Regions from separate parts of the Mus musculus genome. Here region 1 is linked to region 2. Evidence: chromatin contacts called from ENCODE Hi-C or POLR2A ChIA-PET data. All regions are on one chromosome and are shown on one strand. Each heading gives the region's core, a stretch centred on a gene start or an enhancer-like site at or near the end of the contact. The rest is flanking DNA. Distances are from core to core; before and after follow the strand shown. Region 1 holds the start of Josd2 (Josephin domain containing 2). Region 2 has its middle 20 kb from the start of Syt3.

Region 1 (7,385 bases), core at 250-2,749, 62 kb before region 2:
GGGAATGGGGAGAGAGATTCAAGAAAGTTTCTTACAAAAGTGATGGTTGAAATTGTGAGGCGCAAACAAAGGGACCAAGAAGGGGAAAAAAATGCCTTGTGTAACATGGGAACAGCCTGTTGGAGGCCTAGGAGTACATCGAAGGATGAAGCTGCAGAAAGGTAGGCAAGGACCCGAGCACACAAGGCCTTGAGTTCAGCCTGAAGGCCCGGGGCTAGTCCCTAGGAGTTCTGGGGAACCAAAGAGGGATAGAAGCAGAGGAGGGGGCAAGCAGCTGTGGGGCTGTGTGTAGGACGACCAGGAGAAGAAAAACAGACAGCTGGGAGGTTGTGACAGAGGCTCAGATAAGAGAGGTTGAGGCCAAAGCTGGGGCTGAGGCTGTGAGAAGCAGCAGGTGGGAGGGCAGGCAACAGCTCCTGGATCGGAGCCTTGGCCCTGCTAGGGTCCCAGGAAGGCTCCCGTGCCTCTCTGAGCCCTGCTCTTCCAGGGCGGGGAACAATGGCAGTCACCTCTTGCAGATTTCGTCGGCAGCCTCCTGGCTAAAGAGCTGCTCTTGAAGGACGTTGTTGAGAGCATGGACAGCACACAGCTCTAGCCGCTGCCGCTCATGATACACTGAGGGTGGACTCGGCCTTGCTTCCGGAGCCTGAGACATGCCCTCCTCAGCTCCTGCTGCGGGGTGGGACAAGGAGGTGTTAGGCACCTAGGATCTTGCTCATTCGGTTCTCTAGATTCCTGGGTCCCTGGGCAATGGACATTGAGATGGGCACTGGGGCTAGCTTAGGAGGCCGTGAGGCCCTGACCCTATTTCCCAGGCTGTCTCCAGAGCACAGAGACACCTTTTGAGCCCAGTCCTGGGAGTGGGGGGAGTAGAGGCTCTCATCTGCTCACCTGGCAATAGAGACCCACCCCCACTACATGTCTCCAAGCAAAAGGGTCCTGATCATCATCACCTAGCAATGGACTACCACCCCTTCTGTCCCTAGGAAACAATACCTTTTTAGTTCCCAAGCAACAGAACAACCCCACCCTCTGGGTATCCTGGTCCGTTTTCTGATCACCTAGCAATGGAGGACTCCTCCTTTCCCGTCTCTGGGTAACAGGGTCTCTTCTGGTCGCCTAGCAACGAAAGACTTCCCCTCCTCAATAACCAGGGTTCTCGCCTCCCTTCACCTGGCAACGAGGCCCTCTACCAGTTACTAAGCAACAGGAGCCCCCACCTTTTCCTGTCACCTGGCAACCAGGCACACTCCCACCCGCCTTTGCTTGTCGCCCGCCTGGCCCTCACCCCGCCGGCCTTTCTGCTCCCCGGGACCGACCGCTTTCGCATTCCCTAGGCAGCGACCGGGTGGTAGCACGCTGACTGAGCAGGCGAAAGGGACTACAGCTCCCGGCGACTTGCGCGCGCCGAACTGCGATTCCCGAAGGCCTCCGTAGGGCGTCTAAATAGGACGCGCAGTCCGGAAGTCCTCCGGGGCTGCTCTGCCGCGTGGGACTACAACTCCCATCGGACAAAGCAGCCAGTTCTCGTTCTCTCCCAGGGCTCACTGCTGCCTAGAGGTTTCTGGGAGTTGTGGTAACGAGTGATCTCGCGATAGCTTTCAGGGGGCTGGTTTGTGTATGAGCTCGCACGCTGCTGCTATGGCGTCATACTCAGTGTGTAGCTGAAGCGTGACGACATAGAGGTGGGGACAAGGAACCAAAGAGGCCAAAGAGAACAGTGGGCTGAACTCTGATGTTTACTGGGACCCATAGTTGTCAATATGACAGTAAGGGTAGTAGGGGAGGAGACTCAGCAGAGGTGGATCCCAGGTCTGGAGGTGAGCTGACAGCAGCCTGTGGGGAGAATGAAAAACTAGGATGACAACACAGACACATGCAGGTGGCCATGGTGGACGTGGGTTTTGGAAAAGGTAATGTGGTACAAGTCAAGGAGGATACTCAGAAAGAGATGTGGCATGTGGATGTAGAGACCTAGAGGGGGACCCAGATGCTGAGAGAAAGCGGGGCGGGGAAAGAGAGGCTCATAGAGCCTGGGAGTGAGAACTAAGAATGAGAAAAGACAGAAAACTGGGGTTGGGACACCCAACATGTGAGCTCTGCCGAGCACAAACGCCAAGGGACCCTTGGAGGGGCCTGCCGCACCCAGTAGGCTGTGCCAGAAGGCTGTAACAGTAGCAGAGCCGGTGACAGCGCCAGGCTGGGCTGGGTTCTCTCTGTGGGTGTGCACGGCAAAGCTGCGACCTGAAGGCCCTGGGGGTCCTAGCAGCTCCACATCCACCACGTGCATGTCGGTGAGGCTGCAGCCGGCAGAGAAGTGCAGTCAGTCCACCCGGAGTGTACACAGCTGTGCCACCTACGCCCTGTGCTTACCTAAGGTCAGCCACAAGCACCCCAATGACACGGTCGAAGCCTAGACTGGGGGCAGCCAGGGCAGCAGCTGCCATGGTGTTAGAGTTTCGGGGGGCCAAGGGACAGAGCCCACGCACAGGGCCCTCATAGAGCACTGTGCGGGGCCCACTACTGTGGGCTGCAGCCAGGGGTCCCTCCAGCCGGAAGCCATCAGGATGTGTGGCCATGGTGACTCGAAGGCTCTGGAAGCAATGGCAGGGTCAGGAGATTGAGACTCTTACATGTTCCGTCTGGCAGCCCAGACAGTCCTCACCTGGAGGCCTCCGGCTGCATCCAGTCTGCTGATGTCTTCACTGCCCCATAGGGCCCCTCGGGCCACAAACACAGTGTGGCCCCAGCGCTTTGAAGCCTCCAGGAGCTGCTGCTCTGTGGTCTGGTCAGCCAGAGCTGAGGGGGATCCCACCTTGGGACACGGATGGTAGAGAGAGGCAAGGCCAAGACCCAGATTACTGCTGGAGGGTGGGATGCAGCCAACACAGAGAGGGACTCACTGAGGGGCAAGGAGGCTCACCAGGAGGTTTGCATGGCGAAGGATTTGTGCCCCAGATTCATGGATTATTTTGGGGTGGGCCACTTCTACCACAAGGTCAGGGTGCCTAGGAAGAGAGACATGGAGGGGGAGGGCCTTGGAGAAGAGTCAGGTCTCCTGTCTCCCAGGTCCTCAGGGTTTGGAGGGATAGCACTGCTTACCCTGGCTGAGGGAGGGGAGTGGGATAGTGGGTGCATTCTAGTTTCTCTTTATATGCACTGAGACTCAGAAAGGGTCAAAGGGTTGTCTGACACAGGGAGGCAGGAAGCAGCTTTGGGGAGGCTCCTTCTGTGGGGCGCTGACCTTTCCTCAAGGGCAGTGAGGTCTTGGAGCTGCAGGGCAGGGGGCACACTCCCTGCCATCCGTCCAGGGTCACGGTTCCACACAAAAACAAGTTCTAGGCCCAGTTCTGATCCCTGAGCCAGAAGGCGGGACACAAGGGACTGTCCTGCAGAGACAGGAGGGCTAGGGATCCAAGGAAAGGAGAGAGACCCTCCCCTCCTAAGTCAGGGAGATTGGGGGTGGGGGGGGGTCAGGGACCTAGAGACAGAATACAGTCAGAAGCCCAGAGAGGAGAGGCAGACAGACACACAGACAGAATACATAGAAACCTAGAAAGGAGAGACAGAGATGCCCCACATACACAGAGACACATACACACAGAGACAGAGACACAAAGACCCAGACACACACACAGAGATGAGAGCAAGAAGAAAGACAGACAGAAGATGGGAGAGAGAAGAGGGGAAGGTGGGGGGGGGGAGAGACAGAGACAGACAGACCTTGGAGACCCAGAGAAAGGACAGAGACCTAGAGAGAGGCAGATACCCAGAGATAAACACTCTCTCAGAGGGAGAGACACAGAGAGACAGAGGGAGGCCCAGTGAGTGGGCAGAAGGCAGGCTGGGCTGGCAGGCTGGGGTGAAAGATAGATGGAAGCAAATGTTTCTGGAACATTAGGAACAGGGCATAGAAAGAGACCCCAGGCCAGGTCTTACTCACCCAGGCGGCCATAGCCCACCACCCCCACCTTGTAAGGAACTTGAGGGAGCGTACTGGTGGCCATGGTCTTTAACAAGGTACCCTGCTGTGGGGGATCTGCTGTGCTTGCTGGCCCCTGTACCAGGCCTGACAGTGAATGAACTTTGGACTTTGACCCCTGACTCTCTCCACTGAGGGAGGGAACAGGATGGGGAGGGTGTCCTTTTCCAGCCCTCTGCCCTCCTGCTGGCTGGCATGGTGGCTTGGAAGCTAGGCCTTGCATGGCCCTATGTGCCCACTACCCCACGGCCTCCTGAGCAGCCCACATTCTCCCATTCCTGCTGAGGTAGAAAATTCCCTTTACAGCCCCCCTCCTCAGTCTGGCCAGCAGGTTGTCATGGAGACTGCATTTTCCTTGGGATGGGGGAAGAACTGGGGACAGGAATTTAGGTCTCCCACCAAGCCCCTTACAAACCTCTTGATCTCCTTTTTTTCCCCCCTCTAAAGTCTAAGTGGAAAGGTCTGGCTGGAATGTATGTGGTCCTGCAGGCCCCACCTGTGTCCTGTCTTTCCCAGTCCTCCGTGCTCCTCAGTCCTGGCTGGAGTCCCCTTCTTCACTCCAGTGTCTGATTGTCCTTGAGCTCACCTTAACTGTCCACCATTCATTCCACCTTGAGGCCACAATCTCCAGCCTCTTTGTATTCTTGGTCCCCTGACCCCCTCCTGTCTCCTTTCCTGTCCATGAAGAAGGGACCTGCATGGCTTGGGGAGTCTCTGAGTGTCCCAGGATGAGCCCAGCCACTGGCTGGCAGGCCTGGCATGGGACATGTCAGGCTGCAGCAGGCCAGCTCCCTGCCCCCATTGCCACCTGGTACAGCCGCATTGTTGCCATGGTAACCAGGATCCTAGCCGAGATGGTTGCGGAGAAAGCAGAAAAGATGGAGAACCTAAAGTGCATGCGCAACAGCTCTGTCCCAGGCTCCATCAGCAGAGAGGAGCTGGGTGGGGAAGGAGATAGGGCCAGAACCTGACAGTTGTCACAGATAAAGAATCCACTTAGCACTGGGGAGGGAGGGAGAAGATGGAGGGGTGGGGTCAGTTAGAAAAATCAGGAAGAAGTGGGGACAGGGACAAGAGGGCAGGAACACAGGGTTCAAAGAGTTGGAGGGGAGGTGCCTGCTCCCTATCTCTGATAGAGGTGTGCACCCTGGGGCCTTCCCTGTCCACAGAGGGTCTAGTTGTGCTATGTGTGGATGACAGGCCAAGCCTGCATTAGGCTAGCCCAGGGGTCCATGTGCTGTGTGCCTGATTGGCTACCTCTCTATCTCCCTAGGCCTTCTCAAACTTCCCAGGTAACTTTAGCTGTCTGGAGGTTAAACCTTGGACACATGGGTCATGCAGAGATGTCACTAATGTCCCCACTTTAGCACTAGTCCTGGCCTGGCTGCACATTTTTCTCCTTGGTAATTGCAGACGCTGCAGGTGACTCTGCCCTCCATGTCCCTGGTCTACTTACCGTGTCCCTCATGTGGTCCAGACCTGTTTATTCTGTGCACCTCCATTGTGCAGACTCTGTCTCCCAAGTAGCCAGGGATGTGTGTGGAGGGGACTCTCTTGTGGGGACACAACCACTTGCTCACTAGTGTCCCCCAGACTGTCAGTGCTGCTTCCTAGGCAGCCGTGCCTATAGACGGACGGTCCCGTTAAGCGGCATGATGGCTTCCCGTTTCTGGGGAGGCACACATGGAGCAAGCCGGGGAGGCTGGGGTGTAGCTCTCCTGCCCACACTGTGGCCCACAGACCCCCCCAGTATCCCACAGTTAGTTCTCTTGTTCCATGCTACCCTTGGAGCTTTGCGGTCCTAGGTCCCTTCTGGCTTGGGTTGTGTGCTGTGTGTGTGATGGGGGAGGCACCAGAGTCAGAAAGGAACAACAGCTAGACATGGGGATGGAGACAGAGACACAGAAGGGCAGCTACTGAACCCCCAGCACATGGGGAGATGGAGCCGTGCTGCTATGTGCTGGGTGAGCCTGTTCCTCTCTGGAATCTCGGGGATAGAGAGTCCCAGAGCTGTAACTTTGGAGTATCCACTCTCCCCTCCTGGGAGGACAGCATCGCTGGCTGCCTATCCTCTCCTCGTCCCACCCTCAGGAGCTTTGTGCCCTGTTTCTCTTCAATACTTTCATGCCCCCCCCCCCAAAAAAATTTTTTTTTACTTTTTCCGTGTTTTTTTTTTTTTTTAAAGTAATTACAGAGCAGGTAGTGATTGACGCAAACCTCCCTTCAGTATCAAAAGAGTCTGTGGGGTGGGGTGGGCCTGCCAGGGCCGCGAGTGGAGCTCGCTGTTGGGGGCATTGTCGGAGTTGCCCCCTGGGCTCTGGTGAAGTTGCCTGTCTCTTGTGTTTTGAGGGTGAAGGAGTAGGAGGGAAGGACAGGCGTCAAACTGCAAAAGAAAAAAAAAAAAGAAAAGAAAAGAAAAAAAAAGAGCCATAAAAGGAGGGTTGTTGGGGTGAGGAGAAAAGGGTACCCCTCGAAGAAGCTCCTCAACCCCTGGAAGGTGGCGGGCAGGGCAGGAGGGCAGAGGACGCGGCAAGGCGGAGGGCGGGGCCACCTCTCCTGGTCCCCAGGTCCTTTCCCATTGCAGGACCCGCAGGCGCCGCCAGGGTTGCTCGGCAAGCAGGAGCATCTCGGGCAGGCGTCCCGCGTCCCGTGCGCCTGGGTTTAGATTTGTGTCTCTTGCACGTTCTCCTTGGAGCCGCTCTTGAAGAGCAGAGGTTCGTGGATGGAGTTGAGGCCGGGGCCTTTGGCCCCGCACCCGCCTCCCGGGTTGCCGCCGTAGTGCGCCTTGAAGGCGGCCGCAACGTAGTGGTGGTGATTGAGGTGGTCTCGCTCCAGCGCCGGAAGGGCCAGGTGGCTGTCCCCACCCACGCCCGCGCCTCCAGCCACCGCGGCGGCCGCAGCCACCGACACAGCGGAGGCGGCGGGCAGCTCGTCCTCCACGTTGATGATCTCCACAGTGCGCGTGGGCCCGTGGTGCTTGTGCAGCTGGTGCTGCTTGCGCAGCTTGTAGAAGGCCACCAGCATCACGGCGGCCATGAAGGTGATGGCCACGAAGCAGCCGATGATGATTTTGGTGGTCTTCATGACATCGTCTAGGTCCTTAAGCGCATTCTCCGTCACGTCCGTGATGGGCACCGTGAAAGCCTTCTCCGTGGGCCGCGAGGAGCGCGGGGCCGGTGCCGTGGTGGACGCCGAGGCCGGGGCTGCAGCATCAGGCCGGCCGCCGCCCCACGCGCCATCAGTCGTGGGCCCCGGGGGCTCCTTCTCAGTACCTCGGGGCTGCTGGGCCTCCTCCCCCGGCTGCGTCTCCAGCGTCTCCACGGTCACCGTGGTGAAGTAGGTGTATCCGCCCGCGCCCCCTGCACCGCCCCCACCCCCTGGGCCCCCGCCACCGGGCCCTCCC
Region 2 (7,328 bases), core at 1,039-3,538:
TCCTATTCTCTAAGATCCAGTTGAAAATAAAAGTCCAAATGGTCAAATATTTGTATAATGCCTACAGGGTAAACCTGCTTTGATTTCTTCTTAGTTACAGTGATACATCCTGTGAGACCTTCAGCACTCTTAGTTAAAGGGAAACCTTGCCTGGCATTTTTAGTTACTGGGCGGCAACACTGGTCTGAATCACCTAGCCAGCCATTATCAGCAACTTCAATTCCTCCTTCTTCTCAGCTTTGCTTGATTTTTCTTAACCCACCCTAGTTGACATTCTGTGCTCATCTGTCCCCAGCAAGGTTAAAAGTGTCACTTGTTTTATCTCCTGCTCTCTCCAAAGTTCCCATAATGTCTGACATATATCATTATACATAGTCAATGTTTGGTGAATAAATCAACAAGAAAACACCCCTCCCCCTCCCCCTCCCCACATGCTTCTTCACATCACTGTGTGGGCCGGAGGAAGAGACCAGAGGATCAGAAATACTGTCACAAATCTAGAAGCTGGGTGGAGAACTTTCACATCACAACTGCAAATTAAGGTGACAACTTACCAAAGTGACTCAGAGAAGAGTCTCGGGTTCACCTGATTCTTGGTTCATCTAGGGGTCTGCCATCAGGCTGAAAGGTGGGTCTTGTTGGGACACACACACACACACACACACACACACACACATTTTGTTCTCCCAGGGTCTCTGCTCTCTGCTCACTATTTTGCTCTTGTCTGTCACCCTCGTCTCATTTCTTCTCTGATTGTCCTCCTCTCTGTGACTCGTCTCTTTGTGTCCATCTTTCCTGGTGTACCTGGGTCATGTTCTTTCCAATGATGTCTGCCCACCTCTTAGACCAGGTGCTACCTGCTGCTGACTCTGCCCACACCCTTGCTCTCTTCTCTCCTCCTTCCTCTCCCCTTTTTCTCAACCTCTCTCTGTCTCTGTTTCTCTGTCTCTCTCTCCAAGTTTGCTGCCCTCTCCCATGTCTTGCCCCACTCCTCAGCTATTGTCTTGGCTCTCCAGCGTCTTCCCTGTCTTTTCCCTGCTCACTCTCTGCCTGTCACCATGGCCCCCATTTTTATCACGGCCACCTTCTCTATTCCTGTCCTCCACACCGTTATCACCTCTGGCCTGTCTTCCCTGTCTCTGTGACTGCCACCGTCTCCTCTATATCTGCTCATTTATCTCCTTCCCCTTTATCATTGTCTCCTTGGTCTTAGTCTGTTCTGTCAGTCTGTGTGTGCTCCCTTGGACACTATTCCTAGAGCTCTTTGTCTCTATCTTGGCCTGGGAACCTTTGTCTCAGCTGTCCCAGGTCTGGTGCTAACACATCCACCACGTTCCTTTCTCTGCTTCCTTTAACTCTATCCTCTCTGTTCCTATCAATACCATGTCTGACTCCATCCTTTCTCGTCTCTGTCCTGACCCTGTCCTCAGACCCTACCTCAGGGCCCTCCATCTGACTCTGACCCATCCTTCTATCTCTGTCCCTTCCATCTTCCTAACAACCCCATCTGACCTTTCTCAGTACAACCACCATCTCCTGGCCTCTGATGTTTCCCGGATGCTATCATTGTCTCCCTGTCACCTCCTGCTTCTCCTTGGCTGTAGTTTAGGCCTTGGGTTCCTGTGAGCTGAGCATGTGGGAGGTCTGTGACCCTGAATAGCTGTTTCTCTCAGTCTGTGTCTTATGGTCTCTCTGTACTTCTGTCCCTCAATGGGACTTTTAAAAGGCCACCTACTTTCCTGAGCCTTTTCTTAGAGTGCCACCAATCAGTCGGGTAGTTGGTCTGGCTGTCCCTATCTGGCCTCTCACGTCACTCCTCATCTCACACATTTTCCCGCCTTTTGTCTCCAACAAGCCCATGAGAGCATGGGCGCATGCGCAACAACCTATGTTTTTCTGAGGGGAGGGGGCGGCTCGCGTGCTTCTGCAAGCCGGCTTGGCAACTACTGACGTCACAAAATGGGTCCCTCTTATTGGCTGCATTTCATCAGGGAGGTGGCCATGCGTTGCCAAGCGCTAGGCGCAAGCAGAGAACCCTAGAAACTCGCGTTGTCATGGCAACTCTGCTTCCAGGAGACTCCTTCGCTATTTCCGCTAATCTGATTGGGCAACTCTTGGCTTCATGCCTGCTTCTGATTGGATGTCAAAGAATTTGGCTGCTTCCTTTCAGTACTTTTCCTCTCTCCTCTAGGGAGCAGGGCAGTGTGACTTAGAGTCTCCAAGGGAGTGCGAGGAGCGTCGGCCATGACACCGGAATTCGGCCTGAGTCAGCTGACTGGGCTGGCTTTCTTACACGCAAGTTCCCGCGCCTCCGGTTAGAGGACACCAAAGAACGCCTGGCTCTTAAAACCTTGGTGACTGATGGCATCATCAGAGATCCGCTGGCCATTGGCGCCCTCTCTTCTGGCTAGCACCCAGAGGCTTTGCGGACTATAACCGGAAAGGAGAAACCCGTGTGTCCAGGAAGTCAGGAACCTGTTCTCAAGTCCTTAAACATGCAAAAGATGGCATTATTGTTATCTTTTATAACCATGTGACCAAATGTGCCCACTCAGAGTAGACACCTTAGCTAGGTCTAGACACCTATCTTTGTTTTGCCTAACAGTTGTTATCTATGATTTTCTTTTCTATTAATAAAAATTTTTAAAATTACCAATTGTAAGCTTTTAGAAAAAAAAAGTCTAGTGACAGACAGTACAGAGAGTTTCATTCGCCTCTCAACACCTCCCCCCAACTTCCGCTATTATTAATATCCTCATAGCAATAGGAGACATTTGTTTCAACTGGTGAGACCACATTAACATAGTGTTGTGTTGGATGATCTTGACAGGATCTAGAATCACCAAGGAAATAAGACTCTAGCCATGCCCGGGAGGGGTTATCTAGGTGACTCACTGTTCCAAGCTGCCACCACCCAGACTTCCCTGCCAGGGTTTGCTGTATTCCCAAACCGTAACAATGGACCCTCCCTCCCTCCCTCCCTTCCTTCCTTCCTTCCTTCCTTCCTTCCTTCCTTCCTTCCTTCCTTCAACTGCTTTGGTCCCCAGTTTTGTCCCAGCAGTGTAGAGTAGCTAATACATTTTTTGTTACTGTTGCCTCTCCGCCCTGGTCATAATGAATAGAGCTGTTACAAACACTCTAACATGTTTTTAACTCTTCTGGGTTAATGCCAAGAAGCAGGATTGAGGCTCCAGATGCTATGAGTGCACTTAGTTCTTGTAAGAAAAAGGTCAAAGTATCTTCAAAAACAGGTTGTGACTTGGCGTTCCCACCCACAGCAAAGGAGTGCCTGTGGCACTTTGTATCCTTGCAAGCATTTGGTGATACTGATGTGTTAGATTTGGGACTGGGATGGTTGGAGTGAGAATGGCCCCATGGCCCATTGATTTGCAAGCTTTGTCCCCAGTTGATAAACTCTTTGGGAAAGGGTAGGAGGTGTGGCCTTGTTGGAGGAGGTATGTCGCTGGGTTTGGCCTTTGAGGCCTTCCCCCACCCCCTGCCTGTTGTTTATGGATATAAAGCTCTTGGCTATTGCTCCAGTGCAATGTCACCATGATGATAATGAACTAGCCCTCAAAAATGCTTGCCCCTAGTTAAACGCTTCCCTTTATAAGAGTTGCCTTGGGCATGGCGTTTATTGTTTTAAAATTTGAAATTTGCTGATGATATACAATATTGGACATATTTCTATGCACTTAACATGTTTAACATTGTGTGTGTGTGTGTTTTCATGCCACAGCACGTACATGAAAGACAGAGCTTGACATTGTGTGTCTTCTTCAATTGCCTTCTACCCTGCTTTGTTTTGTTTTTGAGACAGGGTCTTTCTACGTAGCCCTGGCTGGCCTTGAACTCACAGATATGTGTCTGCCTCTGCCACCGGAGTGCTGGAATTAAAGATATGTACCGGGCTGGTGAGATGGCTCAGCGGGTAAGAGCACTGACTGCTCTTCCAAAGGTCTTGAGTTCAAATCCCAGCAACCACATGGTGGCTCACAACCATCCATAATGAGATCTGACGCCCTCTTCTGGAGTGTCTGAAGACAGCTACAGTGTACTTACATATGATAAATAAATCTTAAAATATGTACCACCACAGCTGGCTTTCCACCTTGGTTTTTTGTTTTGTTTTTTGCTTGTCTGTTTTTGTTTGTTTGTTTAAGACAGGGTTTCTTACTGAATCTGAAGCCTGACATTTCAGCTACACTGGCTGGCCAGAGAGCTTGTGGGATCTTCTTGCTTCTCCCTCCCTGGCCGTGTGAGACCGCAGGTGCACTCGACTGCACTCAGGCTGCGTCTGAGCTCTGGTTCATAGGCTTGGGCATCGCGGGCTTCGTGCACTGAGCTGTTCCCCCACCACAGGGATGGATGTGTGATCTTGATTGTCAACGTGATTGGACCCAGACGCACCTAGGAAATTCATAAAACACACCTTTGGATGACTGTGAGCTGTGGGTCTGGATTCAGGGTCACACACATCATAGGTACACAGGCACTCATCCACTCTGCGCTCCCGGCTTCCGGATATGAGCCGCTTTGCCCTATCAAGATTGACTGGAACCTTTGTAACCATGAACCGACACAAACCTCCCTTCCCTTGTTTGATCAGGAATTTTGTCATTGGCAGCAAAACTATCTGTGTACCATATTTAGTAAAGGTCGAGACCTTTTCTTCCTTTGTAAATTGAGTTAAGTGTTTACTGTTGTGTTGTCTTTTGTGCCCTGTCTCAGTTGGCCCAGGCTGACTTTGGAGATTCTATGTAGCTGAGATTGACCTTGCCCTTCTGTTCTGGTCTGTATCACCTGACTGCTAGGGCAACGGGTGTGGGCCGCTGGGGCTGGCTGGGTTGTCTGTGTTCTTTTTTGCTGGGGAGGTTTCAGAGTTTTGATGGGGGAAAGGGGGAAACAAGTCTTTACCTGCTGTTTTGCAAAGAATTATTTTTTCATGATCTGCAACTCTTCAATTTTCTTTTTAAAAATCACACATATATATGTGCCCACTATTTGGTGTACATGTGCCATAACATGTGGAGGTCAGAGGACAAGTTGTAAAGTTGGTTCTCTCTTTCCACTATATGGGGGCCTGGGATCAAACTCAGGTTGTCGAGCTAGGCAGCAAGTGCCTTTACTGAGCCTTCTTTTAATTCTCTTAATTCCTGATTTTCTTCCTTTCTTTTTTTCCTTCCTTCTTCCTTCCTTCCTTCCTTCCTTCCTTCCTTCCTTCCTTCCTTCCTTCCTCCCTCCCTCCCTCCCTCCCTCCCTTCTTTCCTTCTTTCTCATATACGAGTACACTGTTGTTGTCTTCAGACACACCAGAAGAGGGCATCAGATCCCACTACAGATGGTTGTGAGCCACCATGTGGTTGCTGGGAATTGAACCCAGGACCTCTGGAAGAGCAGTCAGTGCTCTTAACCGCTGAGCCATCTCTCCAGCCCCCATTAATTCCTGATGTTCACACCGTCCCTCTTCATCCAAAATCCACATGCTTTGTGTAGTCCCTACCAGGCACTCATGTGTCAGGCCTATCCAGTCAGAGTTTTTAATCACCCTGAGCTTCTGCAAATGGGCATGTGGCCCAAGTGAGAGTGAATTGTGGGACTTTGATCTCAACATTCAGAACAGATCCCTTGGAGCTGGTGTTAGAGGTAGTTGTGAGTGGCTTCACACAGATCCAAATCCTCTCCAAGAGCAGCAAGCGCTTTTAAACAGTGAGCCATTTCTCTAGTCCCTTAAGTTTGTCTGTTTTCAAACAACTTTAATAAGGTTTGGTTTATATATATAATAAAATGTGCAGGCTGTTTTGTTTTGAGTCAGGGTCTCATGTACTCCAGGCTGGCTTCAACTTTTATGTAGCCCAGGCTGGCCTTAAATTCCTGCTCTTCTTATCTCAGCCTCTCCTGGAGTGCTAGGACGCAGTGTGCACCACCATGTCAGACTCTGGTTTTACAGAGATCCTTGTGCACATGGGTTCAGGACAACATTATTCACAGAAACCGAAAGGTGAGAGGAGATGCCTCTGTCAACTGATGACTGAGTGTCTCTGAGGATGTGGTGCAATACGGAGGGCGTGGCTAACACATTCGCAGCTCGCACAGCCCTGAGTTCAGTCTCCAACTGCAGAAGTACAACATAGCAAAGTTCTAGATGACTAGGTGAGCAAAAGTTGTATGTTTGCAGATGAGGGAATACTTGCTCATCTTCAGAAAGAAGCTGGCCCAAGTATGATAGCTCATGGCTCTGATCTTAGTTAACACTTGGGATGTTGAGGCAGGAGAATTGCCATGAGTTCAAAGTCAGCCTGGGAGAGAAAGGAGGGGAAAAGGAGGAGAGGAGAGGAAGGGGAGGGGAGGGGAAGGGAAAGGAAGAGAGAAGAGGGGAAGGGGAAGAGAGGAGAGTTGGGGATCTCTGAATAAGAGTATCTTGGTTTTAGACTGGTCCTCACATCCAATAGCAGATGTTCTTGTAACAGACAAGCAGAGACGCTGGGGTAGAGCTCAACAGGAGGACTTGCCCAGCATGTAATAAGCCCTGGGTTCCATTCCAACTTCTCAAAAACCAGGGATGGTGGTGCACACTTGCCACCCCAGCATTTAGAAGGTGGAAGCTAGAGGATTCGGAATTCAAGGTCATTCTCAGCTACCTGATGTGTTCAAGCCAGCCTGAGCCACATGAAATGCTGTCTCAAACAAAACGAACTGAGCTGGGAGACAAGGGGCAGTCCTATGAGGAACCAACTAGACTGGAGTGGTGTATGTTAGCTATGCAAGGCCAGGCTTGCCCACCTCGATCAGTTGCCAAGGGACGAGCACGGATTGGATTCTCTCCAACTGTCACCGAATACATCTTGACTTCTGACTTCAGATCCTGAAAGATAATTGCCTGTGTGCTCAGTCCTATCCATCAAACCAAAAGAGTAGCAGCTTTGTGGGTTTCTATTTTGCACAGTAGAAGACTTTGGGGAAATGCTATCTATGAGGAGCTGTGAATGTGTTCTGAGGAGCCAGTAGTGGTGAGATGTGTCAGACATCTGGAGGCCCACCCCTCCCCTCTGCTGTGCACTTCTCAAAGGACCATCCATCGAAGGCCCCTGTGTTCCTGACTAAAGCATTATAAATTTGAGATGCATTTGCCATAGGGAGAAAAGGGAGATCGAGGTCCCCCAGAGTGTCTGAACCAATGGTGAGGGGAGATGAGGAGGGTCCTATAGCACGCTTATCAGACTTGTCAAGTGATTGACAAGGTGGCCATCCAATGCTGAAGCAGAATCCATCAAGTAGGAGGGAACCTGAGGAGGCATGGGCTCACTTCATTCTCTCAGAAACTGTCT

Evidence for each region. A loop is a pair of places that touch in the nucleus more often than their neighbours do. ChIA-PET counts read pairs that join two places held with the same protein, here RNA polymerase II (POLR2A).
Region 1: a loop to region 2 is called in a map of CH12.LX, with 4 times the contacts of the local background. The contact joins the promoter of Josd2 here to the enhancer-like site in region 2. A Hi-C loop is called at or near these places in 7 of 37 maps with a recorded cell type or tissue (CH12.LX, T-helper 1 cell, T-helper 17 cell and 3 more). POLR2A ChIA-PET finds 5 or more read pairs at or near these places in 3 of 5 experiments (Patski and embryonic stem cell).

The regions. Positions count from the first base shown.
Region 1 is chr7:44,462,094-44,469,478 of GRCm38, reverse strand. Josd2 (Josephin domain containing 2) reads right to left here and starts at 1,499. Exons shown (of 5, transcript NM_001205071.1): 1 at 1,289-1,499; 2 at 510-672. The coding sequence starts at 655. It overlaps Aspdh (aspartate dehydrogenase domain containing), which reads right to left and starts at 4,044. Exons shown (of 7, transcript NM_026690.1): 1 at 3,944-4,044; 2 at 3,245-3,389; 3 at 2,924-3,008; 4 at 2,666-2,815; 5 at 2,374-2,594; 6 at 2,146-2,300; 7 at 1,728-1,836. The coding sequence starts at 4,007. The coding sequence ends at 1,793. Lrrc4b (leucine rich repeat containing 4B) reads right to left here. Exons shown (of 3, transcript NM_198250.1): 3 at 6,128-7,385. The coding sequence ends at 6,644.
Region 2 is chr7:44,400,596-44,407,923 of GRCm38, reverse strand. No RefSeq gene overlaps it. Among named protein-coding and RNA genes, the nearest start is that of Syt3, 20 kb to the right of the region's middle. Within about 2 kb of position 2,288, at least 1 of the 3 ENCODE cell types and tissues checked has a DNase peak (open chromatin) inside an H3K27ac peak, as active enhancers do; it is heart, where a contact is called at or near this core.